2 separate regions of the Mus musculus genome follow, and region 2 is linked to region 1. Evidence: chromatin loops called from intact Hi-C (ENCODE). Cell type or tissue: heart. All regions are shown on one strand. Each heading gives the region's core, and the rest is flanking DNA. Links, peaks and the distances in the headings are about the cores only. Region 1 holds the start of Sac3d1 (SAC3 domain containing 1). Region 2 overlaps Dpf2 (D4, zinc and double PHD fingers family 2).

Region 1 (8,326 bases), core at 17-8,016:
CGCCGCGGCCAGCCACCTCACCGGCCAGATAACGCACGGTGGCTAAGAGCACTGGCGGCGGCCGCAGCAGGCTTGGCGGGGGCCGGGGTTTGCCCGCTGCCGGCCGGCTGTACTCCTTCACTGTGCGCTTGGGGTCGGCTCGGGGAGCGTTCCCACGGCCGCCTGGCTCCACCTCCAGTCGGTGCAGGCGGCGCTCGCGCTCGCGTCGGGCGCGCTCGGCGGCCGGGCACATGTCTGGGCACAGGCCCATGGGTAGTTTGCAGCCGGACATGGTAGGGGTGTGGGTAGAGGACGCACACTCAGCATCGCCGGGCCAGCGGAAGCGCGGCACTGCATCCTGCCGTGGGCTCGAGGGACAGACTCGAGCCCCAGTCTGGCCAAACGCAGCCTGCCGCGGCTTTCTCGATTTGCCGCTCCCGCGGCCTTTAGAAACGCCTCCCATAATCCATCGCGCCTGGCTTCGGTTTTCCCCCTTAAATCGTCCCATGATGCATCGGTTTGTAGTCCCGCGACGCAGGCCACACCTCCCCAGGGCTGGGATTTGTTGGTTTAGCTTTTTGTTCTTAGGGCTCTCGAAGTAGCAAGTCCTGCTTTACGTACGTGTCTATTATTTCTTTAACACACTCAGCTAGTGCTGCGTGCCTGTCATTCTTCATTGTTTCCCTATGCGTTTTGTTTTAACTGTGTACCTTTGCATGGTCTGGAAGTCACTATATAGACCAGGCTGACTCAGTAGAGATCCGCCTGTCTCTTTGCCTTCCAATTCCCGGATTAAAGGCGCGGCCACTCATTCATAGTTATTATTAGCATTCTGTCTAAGCTTCACTTCACAGTTAGCTGACAACAACCAGGTAGGCTCCACCCAACAGCTACCTGGCAACAGTCAGGTAGGCCTGACCCATTATAAAAGGGGCTGCTTGCCCCCTCCTCTCTCTTGCCTTCTTGCTCCTGCTCTAGTCCCTTGCCCCTCCCCCTCCCTGTGCTCATGGCCAGCTTCTAATTCTCTACTCCTCTACTTCTCTCTCCCCCCCTCCTCTCTCTGCCTTTCTCTGCCTCTAGTACCCTCTTAACTCCCCTTCCCATGTCCTGAATAAATTCTACTATTACCATCGCTTGGCTGGTCCCTCAGGGGGATAGGATGCCTTGGCAAGGGCCAGCTGAAGCACCTCAATGGAACATATTCCTCCTCTCTTTATCTTCTTATAAACATAATGGGTATGATGTGCCAGACACCGCTTATTCAACTCTGTTGGTACAATGTAAACTCAACCACAGACAATAATAAGCAAATGGACCTGGTTGTGTTCAGGCATGTGTTTTACTCACACGTATTTAAATTTTATGAGATTTTCACTAGTCAAAGAATCTTTTTTCTTCCAACCATAAAAAAAAAGAAAGAAAGAGAAGAAGAGAAAAGGAAAGGAAAGGAAAGAAAGAGAAAGGAAGGAAGGCTCTCAAGGGCCTTACAAAAAAGGCAGTGGGCCAGGTCTGGCTACAGACTCTGGTCTAGATGGGTGAACTGACAGGTTAGGGGCCCAGATGCCACTCACATAGAACAGATAGGCAGGATCAGAAGTTCAAGTCTAATTCCAAGGAGGCAGGCAGGTCAGAGCTGAGAAGTCTTTGCTTTTCTTATACTTGATCCAGTTAATACAGATATGGCCCCTGGTAGTCATACGAGCAGGAAGCACGGCCAGGTCCCAAAGAGAGCAGTGGGGGTGGCTGGCAGTGCTGGAGCTGACATCCCAGGAAGGGTCCACCCCTTAGGGCAAGTGTGTGTGAAGCATCTCTGCCCGCTTCAGGTACTCGGCTGCCTTCTTCTTCACACCTTCCCGGCGGGCAGGGGATGGGTCACCTGGAGGAAGCAGATGGCCCACCTACATTCAGAACCCAGGTCATAATGTGTCCTTTCCCTCCCTGGGTCCTCCTGTCTTTGCCTCATTTTATGAGGCTATTAAAAAAAATAAGGGAAAATTCTGCCCAGTGTCTCCAGTTGACCTGTGAGAAACAGATGTTCACGGTCCCTCTTTCTTTCTTTAGAATGTATTGTATGTGTGTGAGTGAGCACGGGAGGGTCAGCGGGCAACCTTGGGTGTAGGTCTTCCCCTATCACCGTGTCTGTCGTCTGTCGGAGATAAGATCTCTCTGTTCTCTGCAGCCTATGCCAGGTTCAGCTGCCCTCGAGTTTTTGGGGATTCTCCTGTCCCTGCTTCCCATCTTGTCATGGGTACGTTTGCTGGAACCGTCTCTGCTGGTGCACACTGTTATGTGTGGCTCTGGGCATTTAGTTCAGGTCTTCTGCTTGCACGGCACTCACTTTACCGACTGCACCACCTCCCCTGGTCCTTTGCTTTCTACTTTCCCTCCTCCCTACTGCCCTACCCACCTGAGACACCCTGCAGAAGAATGTGCACCCCATCTTGGTAGCCTTGGAGAGCAGCAGCGTAGGCGCCAGCCTTTTCATTCCGCAGGGCTTGAGTGATGAGCTCTGTGGCCTGGCCAAGGTAAGCTGGGGCAGGCTCTCCATCCTCAGCTTCTTCCTCCTCCTGTCCTCCTGGCTCCCAGGGTTCCTGGTCCAGCCTTTTGGACTCTACCTCAATGGCTGCCAGCTCACCTGTGTGGGTAGGGCTGGGGCCTGTACTTTCTGTAATAAAACAGGGAGGAGTGAGGGCAGACTGGCCCTCTCTTTCTCAGGGCCTGTTGCCCACCCCAGGACACCAAACTGTCCCACTGAATTCACTTGAGTAGAAGGAAGCAGCTGGGATCTGTTTCCTTGGTTTGGCTCAGGAGGTTTTGTAACGGCTTAGTGGATTATTACTGCTGCATGGGAGAGTGCATGCGTGAGTGCATGCGTGAGTGCAGGTATGAGTGCAGGCGTGAGTGCAGGTGTGAGCATGCCATGGCTGGAGGACAGGTTCTGGGTTGGTTTGTTTGTTTTAATCATTTACAGTGGAATCTGGGATGGAACCAGGTTGCCAGGTTCATAAGGTAGGGCTTTCACCTTCTGAGCCATCTTGCTGGCCCATGACCTTGAACTTCTGGTCTTTCTGCTTCTGCCTCTCAAGTGCTAGGATGCAGGGTGCGTGCCACCAAGGCCAGACACAGCAAGTCTGTGAGCAATAGGACCCTATGGTGATATGCTACCCAGAGTTTGCCCGGAGAGGAGGACTCCCTCCATCCTCCAGCTCCATCCTCCTGGGCTCCTCCCAGAGCTGCTCACAGCCACAGAGGGTCTCCCTTCACACCCCTTAGTTCCGCTACCCCACACCTGCTCCTTACCCTCTTTGGAGTAAGGGTCGAAAAGGGCAAGTTCAGCCTCAGAGAGGGGACCTCGAGCCAGGGAGCTGGAAGCTTCCTCCGTACTGTCACAGCTGAAGAGAAGGTCCAAGGCCTCCTGGGCAGGGCTGGACGGGAGGGGATCCACTGAGGAGAGACCAGAGGGACAGATGTCTGTACCTACTGTTGCTCCGATTTCAAAACAGTCTTGATTAGCCCTTGCAGCAGCCATGGGTATTGACAGGGCCACCAATAGGTTGCCAGATCCTATCTGATAGGTGAGCAAACTGAGCTCAGAAGGGAAGATGACCTGTTCAGAGGTCCTCCCCAGGAGGACGGTGGGACTGCCCACCCCTATGTTTTCCCCTGTGGGAGGAGGACTCACTCCTTCCCTGACCCTGAGATACCTGGCACCTCCAACTCCTCCTGGCCCCTCCTTTCCGCAGGCAGCGGCTGAAGTAGCCGGGCCTCATCCGGAGGTGGTGTGGGGATGAGAGGGGGTGGCAGGATTCGCAGGTCCCTGGACACCTCAGAGGGCCGTGTCACCTCCCCGCCCTGCAGGAGACAAAGTTCAGCAGGGGAGGGGTCAGGAATGTGGCTGGCAGGGCGGGAAGCAGTACAAGGGAGCTGACTGGGGGCGGGGGTGGCGAGCAGACAGACTCACCCGGAAAAACTCCTTGAGTTGGGGGCTGTTGTTGAGTGCAGGGATGGGCACCGTGAAGCGCAGCAGGTCCTCCGCGCCCTTGCGCCGCTCCTCGATCACAGAGGCTTCAAACCGCCCTGCAGACCCCAGGGCAGGAGAGCAGCAGTGTGTGTATTGGTGTGGGGTGGGGGGGCTTCAGGCTCGCTCTCTCTGTTCCCTCTCTGTCTGTTTCTCTCTCTCTCCAATCTCTCTCTCTCTCTTGGTTTTTTTGAGACAGGGTTTCTCTATGTAGCCCCGGCTGTCTTGGAACTCAATTTGTAGACCAGGCTGGCCTCGAACTCAGAAATCTGCCTGCCTCTGCCTCCCAAGTGCTGGGATTAAAGGCATGCTTCACCACGCCCGGCTAATGTCTCATTTTGTAATTAGCTGGCTTTTGAACTTGCTATGAAGATCTCAAACTCACGGAGATGCACCTGCCTCTGCCTTCTATGTGCTGGGGTTAAAGGTGTGGGCTATCATGTCTGACAGGAAAGGCCATTTGAGGCTTGGATACGATCAGGAGGGCAGTGAAGCTCAGAGAAGGAGGTGACTTGCCCAAGGTCACAGAGCAAGCTGTCCCACTGCTGGGCAAGGTGGGGCTCACCTGTTAGCTTATACTTGGGAATCTAAGGTAGGAGGATCGTTAGAAGTTCAAGGCTAGCCTGGGCTACATTTGAGATTTTTTTTTTGTCTCAAGAAAATGGAAAAAACAAAAACTGAAGCAAACCAACAACAAATGGCAAAGCTACATGTAGTATAGGCTAGCTCTACCTTAGTTGTTGTTGTACTGGGGGCACAGCCAGCACTCTAGCCTACTCTCCATGATGGTCTCATTGGCTTGGGGTGGCCTGCCAACAACACACTCTGAGAACTCCTGTAGTTAATGGGTGAGTGGACTCTTGGGTTCTCTGCTATAAAAGCTAACTTGGGGGCTGGAGAGATGGCTCAGCGGTTAAGAGTGCTGACTGCTCTTTCAGAGGTCCTGAGTTCAATTCTTAGCAACCATATGGTGGCTCACAGCCATCTGTAATGGGATCTGGCGCCCTCTTTTGGTGTGTCTGAAGACAGTGACAGTGCACTCACATACATACATTAAATAAATAAATAAATAAATAAATCTTTTTTTTGTTTGTTTTGTTTTGTTTCAAGACAGGGTTTCTCTGTGTAGCCCTGACTGTCCTGGAACTCACTCTGTAGACCAGGCTGACCTCAAACTCAGAAATCCGCCTGCCTCTGCCCCCTCCCCCATTAAATTAAATTAAATTAAATTAAATTAAATTAAATTAAAGGCGTGCGCCACCACGCCCGGCAAATAAATAAATCTTTAAAAAAAAAAAAGCTAGCTTGGTGTTCTGTCCCTCATGTCCTCCTTGACTCTCTCCCTGCTACCTTAGGCCTCTGCCAGCAACAGAGCCATCAGCAGATGTGGCCTCTGAACTTTGGAACAGAGCCATATGTCAAAATAAGCATCGTTCCTATGGTAACTAATGCATCCTCTGTGCTATCGAAACAGAGAACAGACTAAGGCTCAGACAAAGGCCTTTCACCTTGACGAGCCTCATCTTGCTGGGACTGTTCATAGCCCGACACACAATAAAGGGGAGGTTGCTCAGAGTCTCACTTTCCCCATATTTCAATGAGGCCATCTGAGAAGGCCCATCTAGTTTTCCAAAGATGGCTGTTCAGGGTACAACATCACACTCACAGTTCCCACCAGACCAGTTCCCTGCTGCCCGCACACTGGGGCAGAGAGGTTCAGAGTCAATACTCACCAAACACCTGGGCACGGGGGAAGGCCGGAAACTCCTCTAGGCGACGGAAGAGGTTTCGGTGAGTATAGGCCAAGTCCCCGTGGAGCTTACGGAAGTCGCTGTACCGCTTCCAGACTACTACCTGTGAGGCAGTTGAGAACTGACCTGGACCAGCACGGTGGAAAGTGGCCTTCCCACACTAAGTGTATCCTAGAGTCCGAGAAGGACTGCACACACCCTCTCCAGCACAGGTCAGGGAAGAAGGCTGTCCTTGGTTACCAGCTCTTCCCTTACTGATGCTGATGTGTACAGGAACAGCCCTTCTTCCTGGGAGCCACACTCACCTCTTTGATATCCTCTGGGTCCTTCTTTGAGATGAACTGAGAAAGGAAAGGTGGGAGCCAGGTGAGACCAGAGCCTGACAGGCAACACTGCGCCACCCCTCACAGTGTCTTTCAGAATAATGGGCATGCTGGGATAAATGGGCCTGGATTTAAGGCTTGGAGCAAGTTTTCTTTTGGATTTCTGCATGCAGGGTTTCATGTAGCCTAAGATGGCCTCAAATTGACTGTGTAGCAGAGGCTGGCCTTGCACTCCAAATCCTTCGACCTCTGCCTCCCAAGTGCTGGGATTACAGCATGCACTACTAAATTAAGCTATTTTATTATTTGTTTTTGATACTAAGGATTGAACTCAGGACTTCTTGAGTTACATCCTCAGCTCCTTGAGAAAATTTTCCTTTGTATAACTGTATCTTTATCTTATAAACGTGAGTATACTGAATGTCTAGATAGCCCTATACTCAACTTTTATTTATTTATTTATTTATTTTGGTTTTTTTGAAACAGGGTTTCTCTGTATAGCCCTGGCTGTCCTGGAATTCACTTTGTAGACAAACTTTTATTATTAATTATTATTATTATTTTAAACCTTTTAACTTGTTGTTGTTGTTTTCGAGACAGGGTTTCTCTGTGTATCCCTGGCTGTCCTGAAACTCACTCTGTAGACCAGGCTGGCCTCGAACTCAGAAATCCACCTGCCTCTGCCTCTCAAGTGCTGGGATTAAAGGCGTGCACCACCACTGCCCGGCTACCTTTTAACTTTTTTACTTGTATTTTTTTTAAAATTAGCAGTGCTATCTGCATGTATACCTACATGCCAGCAGATGTTTTGTGAGCTGCACCACCATGTGTTAGTTGGGAACTGAATTCAGAGCCTCTGGAAGAGCAGCAGTGTTCTTAGCTGCTGAGTCATCTCTCCATCATCTCCCAACTTTATTATTTTTTTTTAATTGGCGGGTTTTTTTTCCTTTTTTTTTTTTTTTTTTTAAGCAGTGACAAGGCTCCCCTCTGTAGCCCTGGCAGGCCTAGAACTGCCTAGAACCTGCTTTGACGGTTAGGTTGGCTTCAAAGTCACAGAGATGTGGCTGCTTCTGCTTCTTAAGTGGGGTAAAGACACTCACCCCTAGGCTTGGCACTCAACTTCTATCCCAGTTCCTCCCTAGGGCCACGTCCTGGTATTCAGAAAGGAAAACAAAACAAAACAAAACAAAACTATGCTTCTCAGGAAATGAGAGTCTAGGGGCTGGAGAGATGGTTCCTGGAGAGATGGCTTGGCAGTTAAGAGCACTGGCTGTGTCAAACACCGATGCACAGAAAATAAAGTAAAAATAAATAAATCATTTAAAAAAAATGAGAGTCTGTCCCAGGATCCAGTTCTTCTTAAGAGAGGAGCTACGGGCTGGTGAAAGGTCCGGAGTTCAAATCCCAGCAACCACATGGTGGCTCACAACCATCCGTAGCAAGATCTGATGCCCTCTTCTGGAGTGTCTGAAGACAGCTACAGTGTACTTACATATAATAAATAAATAAATCTTTAAAAAAAAAAAGAGAGGAGCTACAATGTCTCATACCCATGAAGACAGAGTTAGCAGTGGGGTTGGGCACTCTGGAAGAACAGAATTGGCCCGAGACAGAAGTAACACTTAGTTTTTGCTATTATGCTTATGGGAGTTTTACAGTAAGGTTGTACAGTTTAGAATCAACAGTTTTCAAAACATCCTTTCCATTTTTTTTTTCTAGATCTCAGCAAACCAGACATGATTAAGATGCCCATTTAAAATCTAAGGATGGGGACAGGAGGGGTGGCTCGGTAGTTAAGAGCATGACCTGATCTTCCAAGCACTACATTCAGTGCCCAGAACAGTACCCACATTATGTGGCTCATAATCGTTTGTAATTCTGGCTCCAGGGGATCAGATCTGATGCACCTTCCTCTGACCTCAACAGGCATCCACACGCAGTTGTGCTACACATTCACACAGACACGTACATCAGCCAGAAACAAGGAGAGATGATTCAGCAGGTAAAAGCACTCGCTGCTGTAGCCAAGGACCTGGGTTTGGTTCCCAGCACTGAGATGGCAGATAGAAATAATTTCTAAGTCCAATTCCAGGAGATTCAAGACCTCTTTTGACCTTTGATCTCACCAGGCTTGTATTTGGTACATAAACATACATACAGGCAAAATATTCATACATATAAAATTAAATAAATCTGGAGCTGGATCGATGGCTCAGGTTAAGAGCACTGGCTGCTTTCTAGAGGACAGAAGTTCT
Region 2 (8,326 bases), core at 235-8,234, 220 kb before region 1:
ACTCCAACTTCCTACAGAGAAGCAGAGGGGTCAGGGTAGATCCCACAGAATCCTCCTCAGACCTCACTCCAGGTAGGACAGGGGGAGTTCTGCAGCAGCAACTTCATTGTTCTCCTGAGCTGAGGGAACTGCTTAGTCTTCAAAACCATGAAAATTCGAACCAGAGATGGCTCAGCAGTCAAAGAAGATGTGGTTCGGTTCCCAGCACCCACTTGGTGGTTCACAGCCACCCACAACTCCATCTACAGGGACCTGATGATCCCTCCTCTGACCCCCAAAGGCATCAGCTACTCATGCAGTAGACTGACATACATGTAGACAAAATACTCTTAACATACACTAAAAATACACATGAAAACCATTCTCTATGAGCACACTGAGTGCAAGGACAGTCCCCAAACAATGCCAGACCCTCTTGTCACTTCAGTGGCCCATGGGCTCACAGGACAATCTGAGCAGACACAAGTGTTTTGGGTTTTTTTTTTTTTTTTTTTTTTTTTAAGATTTTTTATTTATTATTATATATAAGTACACTGTAGCTATCTTCAGACACACCAGAAGAGGGAGTCAGGTCTTGTTACGGATGGTTGTGAGCCACCATGTGGTTGCTGGGATTTGAACTCTGGACCTTCGGAAGAGCAGTCGGGTGCTCTTACCTGCTGAGCCATCTCACCAGCCCCTTTTTTTTTTTTTTTTTTTTTGATAACTTATTAAATTTATTTATTTGGGGGCATTTGCCACAGCATGCAGGTGAAAGACAACTTGTGGAGTCTAAACTCAGATTGTCCAGGCTTGGTTGCAAGTGCTTTACCTGCTGAGCCATCTTGCCAGCCTAGTCAAAGATTGTTAAAATGCTCCCAATTTTGGACAAAAAAAGTCATTGCCTCAAAGGTTGAAAAAAGGTCATGAAAAGAGACTTCAGAGAAACTACTATATTTTATCTCCAAGACAGTTTTTCTGCTTAGTCTTGGCTGTCCTGAAACTCACTCTGTAGACCATGCTGGCCTTGAACTCAGAGACTCGCCTTTCACTGCAAGTGAACTGGGGTGCCAACATCTCTGGGTGTTTCAGCAGAAAACAGAGAAAGAAGTGAACTTGTGTATCCCCCAAGCACCCCTTATCACCCAAGCCTAATTTCATAGAGAAACAGGAAATAACCAGGCACAGTGGTGCACACCTATGACTGCAGCTCTTAGGGAACAGAGGTAGATCTCTTTTGAGTAATTACCCTGCCTAAAAAACTAAACAAACAACAACAACAAAAATAAATAAAAAATAAAAATAAAGAAAAAGAAAACTGATAAACAGAAAATAATTGTTCTGTGCAAGAAAAATAGCTTGCTAAAACATTATTGGTATTTATTTCAGTTTGATCCGTTTTCTTGAGAAGTAAAACTACTTATTTTGAGGATAGGGGGTTGCGAACAAGGTTTCTTTATGTAGCCCTGGCTATCCTGGAACTAGCTCTATATTCCAGGCTGGCCTTGAACTCCGAAATCCACCTGCCTATACCTCCTGAGTGCTGTGATTAAAGGCACACTACCACCACCTGGCTAAATCTTAATATAGAATATACAAGCATAATTTTATGTATGTGGTTTGGAGAATACTCCAGAGGAAATAGCTTATCTCTCCAAAGACATATGATTGCATCAAGTCTAACCCAACTGTTCTAGAGACGGAGACAGGAGGATTTCAAGTTCAAGGGCTGGCTACCTGGGCTACCAAGCTAGCTCAGGCTACCTTATGCAACTTAGTGAGACCCTGTCTCAAAACAAAAAGTACAAGTGTGGGATGGAGAGACGGCTCGAAGCCTGATGACCTGATCCTCTCCAGAGCCCACAGTGAATGGAGACTTGACTTCTACACAAGTGCTATGGATCAACTGTACAGCACTCTGAATAAAAAAATGGCAAGAGGGCTGGTGAGATGGCTCAGCGGTTAGAGCACCCGACTGCTGTTCCAAAGGTCCTGAGTTCAAATCCCAGCAACCACATGGTGGCTCACAACCATCCATAATGAGATCTGATGCCCTCTTCTGTGGTGTCTGAAGACAGCTACAGTGAACTTACATATAATAAATCAATCAATCAATAAATAAATAAAAATGGCAAGAGTTAGGGATATAGGGAGATAGCTCAGCAGTGGGACATTTGGCCAGCATGTACAGGATTCTGGGTTCTATCTCTAGTACTACAAAAAGCAAAAGAAAGAAAATAAGCCCTTTGTAGTACTAAGATAGAAAAGATCTGTGCACAGGTACATGCCTGGTATCTGCAGAGGCCAGAGAAGGAGACTGTGCAACTGGAATTACAGACCATGGTGAATGGCCAACAGGTGACAGAAACTGAACCAAGGCTCTCTGGAGGATCATTCAGTGCTCTTAACTGCTGAGCCACTTCTCCAGACTCATTAAATGTTTGCTTTAATCTACCACATGTCATTCTATTATGAAATCTATGCTGTTAGACATAGAATGCTGAAACCCATACAATTACAGGTCTATGATAAGTCACAAATTTCAGTATCGATATTTTACTTGAGTGCTGTGGATCTTTCTGGGATAAAGTATTTTGAGTAGATCCAGGCCACTTACCTTCAGGAGGCTCAGACATGGAAGGAGTGAGACAGTACATGTGGTAGCCACGGTCACAGTCATCACAGAAAAGTAGCTGGTCCTGCAGAAGTAAGGAGAACGAACAAAGGTGCAATGGTTTATGTGCCTAAGTTACGACACTGCTGCTGCTTCCAAGAGGGACTAGTAGCAGCAAAGGTCGATTGTCAGTCTGTCCATCACAGTCTATCTGGACTCTAACAGATCACAAAGCCTACTATTTCCCTACAATCTTTTCTCCACAGAGCTGCCAGTTACCTTTTGAAAAGATGAGACAGAGCATATAACCCCCTTAATAAAGAGCCTCAGATAACATCCTCAAGGTCTAAGCATAGGGCAGAGCTTAGGTGCTTAATGTGCACCAGGTCCAGGACTCCTCACTGAGCTCAAATGGTCCCAAGATCCTACAAAGTCCCGCCGAGCCCTGCCTCTGTTCACCTTCCCACCACAGGAAAGATCTAGTGGATAACAATGGCCTCATTACAGCCAGCTGGCCCACCTTAAGGCCTCTGCACTAGCCATACTTTCTGGGACTGGCTCCTTGTATTATCCAAACTCCAACAGCAACCTCACTTCCTCCAGAAGCAAATACAGCTACAAACCTCTATCAGCATCCAGTTAACTCTTTGGCACATGACTAGTTTCATTTTCTTCAAGGTGTATCATACAAAACTCTGTTTCCCCAAGTACACAAATTCTATCAAAGCACTAACTTCTCTGTCTTATTTATTGACCCGAGAGCTAAGAACACTGTCTGACTGTTGGTGCCCAAGAAACAGATATTTTAAAACAAGTATAAAGTTCCCAGGAGGGAGTTAGGGAGGAGCAGGTGCCTTCTGACGGAGCCAGGCAGGCTCAGCGACACTCACATCGTTCTCCGACGTGCCGCAGAGGTTGCAGCACTTGCATTCGATGCACTGCCAGCGGTAGGTCTTCACGGCCGCCATCATCACAGGGGTGAACTGCAGGCAGGACGGATGCCCTGTGGAGGAGGGGAGTCAAGTAAGTGGTTGGAAACCAGGGTGGGGAGTGGGTAAGGGAGGTTGCCTGATTATAACAGCACTCAAGGAAGCAGCCCAGGAGGTTCCTGGGCACGGAGTACAGTCTGCTCTTTGAGGATGGAGGTACCTGAGCGGCCACAGTCGGAACAGGACACTAGCTCCTCGGGCTGCCCTGTCTTCTTGTTGATTTTTGAGTCTCCTAGGCAGAAGTCACAGTAGTTGTTAGGCAGGGCCAATCCATCAGGTCCTTTCTTGGCTATAGGGAAAAAGAAAAAAATTCTGATGATTCTCAAGGGAACCCTGGGATATCCTCCACTCTCTCTATGAACTCTATGAAGGCTTTTATAAACAGGCTGCTTCCTCTCCTGCGTGCCTGCCCTGACAGCTCAGCTTACATTTCTGCTCCTCAGACCTCTGGGACACAGGAGTGGGGGGTCGGGAGTCTTCTTTGTCCTCTCCTTCCTCTTCAGCCAGGTGGGAGTGGGCATAGTGGTAACTGAGGCCAGGTCGGTTCTTGTAACGTTTTCCACAAACTGGGCGGGAGAAAGATTGCAGAGAACTATTAGGACACAAAGGTGCTACTTCTCCACTCTGACAAGCTCTGAAGCTCCAAATGAGGCCCATGGGACATCTCTGCCCCCAGTATCTCTACTCTGGGACAAGCTTTAGTGATGGCCCCTTCCCCTCAGCCAAGAGCATCAGTCTCTGGACCTCTTTAGTTTCTTGGATTCTCTTCCCTCTCTAAAACACAATAGCTACCGACATTTTTCTATGCTGGCTTTTAGAAGGACTTAACCCATGCTGCATCAACTTGCCCCAGAAGTAGTAACCGTCTGGGAGCTCCAGGTCTGTAAAGTTCTACAGTCTGGCCTATGGCAAAAGGGGAAACGTAACAAAGAGATGTCAGCCTCTTTTTCTGCCATGTAAATGTGGCAGGTTCATGCCACCCTGTGTGTACCAATCCCAACTAAACAGATGAAAGGCTGAGGGTGGGTTTCTTGGTGAACACTTACTAACTGCCAGCCAGGATAACTTCCCCAAAGAAACTGAAATACATCCCCACACTAGTGCCCTGCCCAGCCCCTGCCAACCAGCAAGGAAAGATTACATGGCATTTTATCTTGAGCAATGACACCAAGAGGGGTAAGGGGGCCAGCAGGAAGGAATGGGAGGATGGGAGGAGGTGGCGGCATGACGGTGGAAGCATGAGCTGACCACCTGCTGTCTGGTTGGGGAACATCAGATGACATCTATCCATAAGGGGTTCTGTTAATACTAGGCCAAGTGACCATAGGAGTAAGTCTGTGGGAGATAAGCAATGGTAAAGACAGCTGCTAGGACTGAGAACGGAGCACACCTGGGGTTCCACAGCACTACCCTCATACCGTTGCAGAGATTCCAAAGCCAGTATCACAGGAAATGAGAAAGGCAGGAGGAACAGGGGAAGAGGGAAAAGGGACAGGAAAACACAAGTCTGAAAAGTTGAGAGAGCTACCTCTCTGGGGCGCTTTCGAGGTATGCTTTTGTTTGAAACTATCTGAAAGACAGAAAGAAAAGTCATGAGAAGAAGGCCTTGATACATTTGAGACAGGGCGGCAGCAGCAGGAAAACAGAGCGAGTGAGAGAGGACCCCAGCAGTGGCACTTCAGGCTGGAGGCACAGAAGTAGGGTAAGCCAAAGCAAAGGGACAGAGGACAGACACTAACCCTCAGGGCTGGCTCCCTGTGCCCTGCCTTGATGGGGCAGCAGATCTGGATGCTGCCCACTGTGAGGCCAACCCTGTCTGCTTTGAGTTCCCTCATCCTCCCATCCCAGGACCCATAGAAACCTCGCCCCAGAGCATGCAGGTCCCACCCACTGTTAAGCAAAGGCCAGGTTGGCAGGCAGGACAAAAACCCAGGCTTGTTTTACCATTCAGTGCAAGACCATGGCCCGCCCTCCTCTCACATCCAGAGCAGGAGCTGGGTCCAAGCGAGAACTACCCATCCCTCAGGTGGCACTCACTGTCACAGGCATAGGGCTTATCCCGGTCCTCCAGGATGGAAGCATCCAGCTTCTTCCGGGCACTGCTCACACCCTTACTCTGCCAAGAAAACCAAAACGATGACGATGCCCTCACCAACGTGCCTTGGCTAGAAGAGCAAGGCAGAAAGCAAAACTAAAGGCTGGTCTCTGAAGACCGGCCGGCCTCCTTCTTAGGAGCACGTTAGCTTCTCACCTTGGACTTCCCCTTCCCCCGACGCTTTGGCGTATCTTCTTCATAGTCCTCATCATCAAGGTCATCAAGGAAGTCATCGGGTTCAATGATCCGCTGAGTGGAGCACAACATGTGAATGAGCGGAACTCAAACACATCCCAAAGCGCCCTCATGATAGAGAATTAGCCACTTGGAACCACCCAGAAGCTCCTGTGGGGCTTAGCCTTACCCAGAACCGTTCCTCACCCTGCACCCCAGTCCTGCTTCCGTGAATGCTTGCTTTCCACTGTGCCTCTTCAAGTTGCTCCCTTAATCTAGAATGCCTGTCCCCCATCTCTCAGAGCCCAAACAGTTTCCATAAAGCTCTCTGGTACCCCAGGCAGCCACATCCTGTCCTGCCTGCTCTGCTTCCAACTTTCATGTCCTACTTTCAATGAGTTTTGCTGCTTACTTGACCTTGAGGAAGTTTTTAACTGTTTTGCTTCTGCCTCCTTGTCCATGAAATGGGAACCACAGGACCTACCTCACAAGGCTATACAAGAGGAAGCATACGGAAAAATACTTAGCACAGTATCTGGCTTATCTGTAGCTATTCTCATCTTTAAACTTAGCATAACTTCCCAGTTGACAGGTGTGAACCAACTGTGCTTCACCTACGTAACTCCAGGTATCTAAGTCTCTAACAAAACCTTGTGAGAGAGAGCGTGGGTGAGCCTGTACTGGGAAGAGGAGTGTAGAAGGCTAGGCAGTCAGGGCTGGTGGCCAGCAGAGCACAGGACTGCAGGGCAACTTCAGCTTCCATTCCAGCTGTTTTTGGTTTTTGTGCTAGGGCTTACATACACATCAACAAGCATGTGTCCTACCATGTTCTGCTTCAATTCTAACTGGACAAACCTCCCAACCCACAAAGAAGAGGCTGGTCCTATTAAAGTCCTCTAGCCATGGCAATAACAGACCTTCCGTGCTCGACTGTTGCTAACAGGAAACTCGCCCAGGCTGTCATCGTCAACTCGGGGATCTGGGGCACCCCGTTTCTCCAGGGGATCAGTACGCAACAGAGCCTCTAAACTGCTGCCATCCTGAGAGATAAGCCCCTCTTTCTTCAGAGTCTGGTCAGTGTCTGCAACAAGCCAAGACGAAGCTAACTGAGAAGGGCTGAAGCTGAACCTACACCATGTGGGGCCAAGTCAAACCCAGCCACTTCCGTTCTCCAGGAACCGAGACGATCTGTTCAGCCGGCCCTGGAATACAGCTTTACTTACCTGTTTTCACTAAGCCAGCAAGCTCCGGGAGGGACGAAAGCACAGTCTGCAAGCTCTAACTCAGAGCTGTGTGTGGGAAAGCTGTGCTCAGCAAGCCTTGTCACACAGCCCAGGGCCCTGCTTGGGAAGGGAGCCCCTCACTTGGTTCATCTGGTGCATGTGTATGTAGTGTATGTCTGTATGGTCCATGAACACATGTGGGTACACATGTTGGAGAAGGACATTGGGTGTCCTGCTCTATCACACTCTGCGTATTGCCTTGGAGGCTCTCACTGAACCCTGAGTTAGACTGGCAGCTAGAAGGCACAGTGCTGTACTCATAGTTTTGGGATTATAGGAAAATGTCGGCCAACTGAGCTGTTTGTTTGTTTGTTTGTTTGTTTTTCGAGACAGGGTTTCTCTGTATAGCCCCAGCTGTCCTGGAACTCACTCTGTAGACCAGGCCTGCCTCTGCCTCCCAATGCTGGGATTAAAGGCTCATCACTGCCCAGCACTACACTGATATTTTTGTATAAACTCTAGAATTTAGACCCTTGTGTTCACACACCAAGCACTAGGACACTTCTCCAGTCCATATTATTTTGAGATAATTTCATGATTTTGTTTGTTTTTTTGAGGCTCTGATGTAGCCCAGGCTGGTCTCAAACTTCCAATTAGTAGAGAATGACCTTGAATTTCTGATCCTCCTGCCCCAACCTCCTCAATGCTATTATTACATAGGAATAAACAACCATGTTCCATTTATGCAAAACTGGCTATTAAACCCAGGCCCTGTGCATGCTAAGCGAGTACTCTAAGCAACTGAGCCCTCCCACCCCCCAGCCTCTACCTGGTTTAATCGATGGGAAAGAAAGCCTGGGATCCTCAGGTGGGTGGGCTCGGCGCTTTTTCCGCCAGCGTCTGGCAGGATAGGAGTATAACTGTCCAGAGGCCAATCCTGTGGAAGAGAGGAAGGAAGAACAATTAAGCCCTAATCCAGCCCCAAAAAATGATGGCAAACATTTTGTGGATGAGAACTCTGTTGAGTTCTAGAGCAAGGGAGTGATACAGAACACGTGAGCCTGGGCCAGGTGGGGATACTTCATGGAAAAGAAAAACAGATATCAGCAGAAGTACGCAGCTGTTCTTAGTCATCGGGAGATCATAGCTGCTTCAGAGGCCAAAAACAAAGGCTGGCTGCTTCGTCCTCTCCATTCTCATCTACTGGGGTGAGCAGTGGAGGAGCCTTCAACTACCCCATCTCCTGAGGGAC

What was found. A loop is a pair of places that touch in the nucleus more often than their neighbours do. Peaks named below come from ENCODE experiments on the same cell type or tissue, not always from the same donor. Only the 100,000 strongest peaks of a DNase experiment are listed, where the experiment ranks them.
Region 2: it touches region 1 in a loop (4-fold over the local background); 2 of 42 quality-filtered maps call a loop at or near these places.

What each region holds. Positions count from the first base shown.
Region 1 is chr19:6,118,100-6,126,425 of GRCm38, forward strand. It overlaps Sac3d1 (SAC3 domain containing 1), which reads right to left and starts at 487. Exons shown (of 2, transcript NM_133678.3): 1 at 1-487. The coding sequence starts at 487. Snx15 (sorting nexin 15) reads right to left here. Exons shown (of 8, transcript NM_026912.2): 2 at 6,054-6,089; 3 at 5,731-5,851; 4 at 3,941-4,056; 5 at 3,684-3,831; 6 at 3,280-3,423; 7 at 2,387-2,644; 8 at 1,300-1,855. The coding sequence ends at 1,764. In heart, for the core only: no CTCF peak of the experiment used is centred there; DNase peaks (open chromatin) are centred at 462 and 802; H3K4me3 peaks cover 2,074 bases; H3K27ac peaks cover 1,760 bases.
Region 2 is chr19:5,898,621-5,906,946 of GRCm38, forward strand. Dpf2 (D4, zinc and double PHD fingers family 2) reads right to left here. Exons shown (of 11, transcript NM_011262.5): 3 at 7,904-8,011; 4 at 6,769-6,932; 5 at 5,834-5,926; 6 at 5,620-5,698; 7 at 4,011-4,148; 8 at 3,743-3,871; 9 at 3,484-3,596; 10 at 2,597-2,678; 11 at 1-11. Among named protein-coding and RNA genes, the nearest start is that of Tigd3, 8.7 kb to the left of the region's middle. In heart, for the core only: no CTCF peak of the experiment used is centred there; no DNase peak of the experiment used is centred there.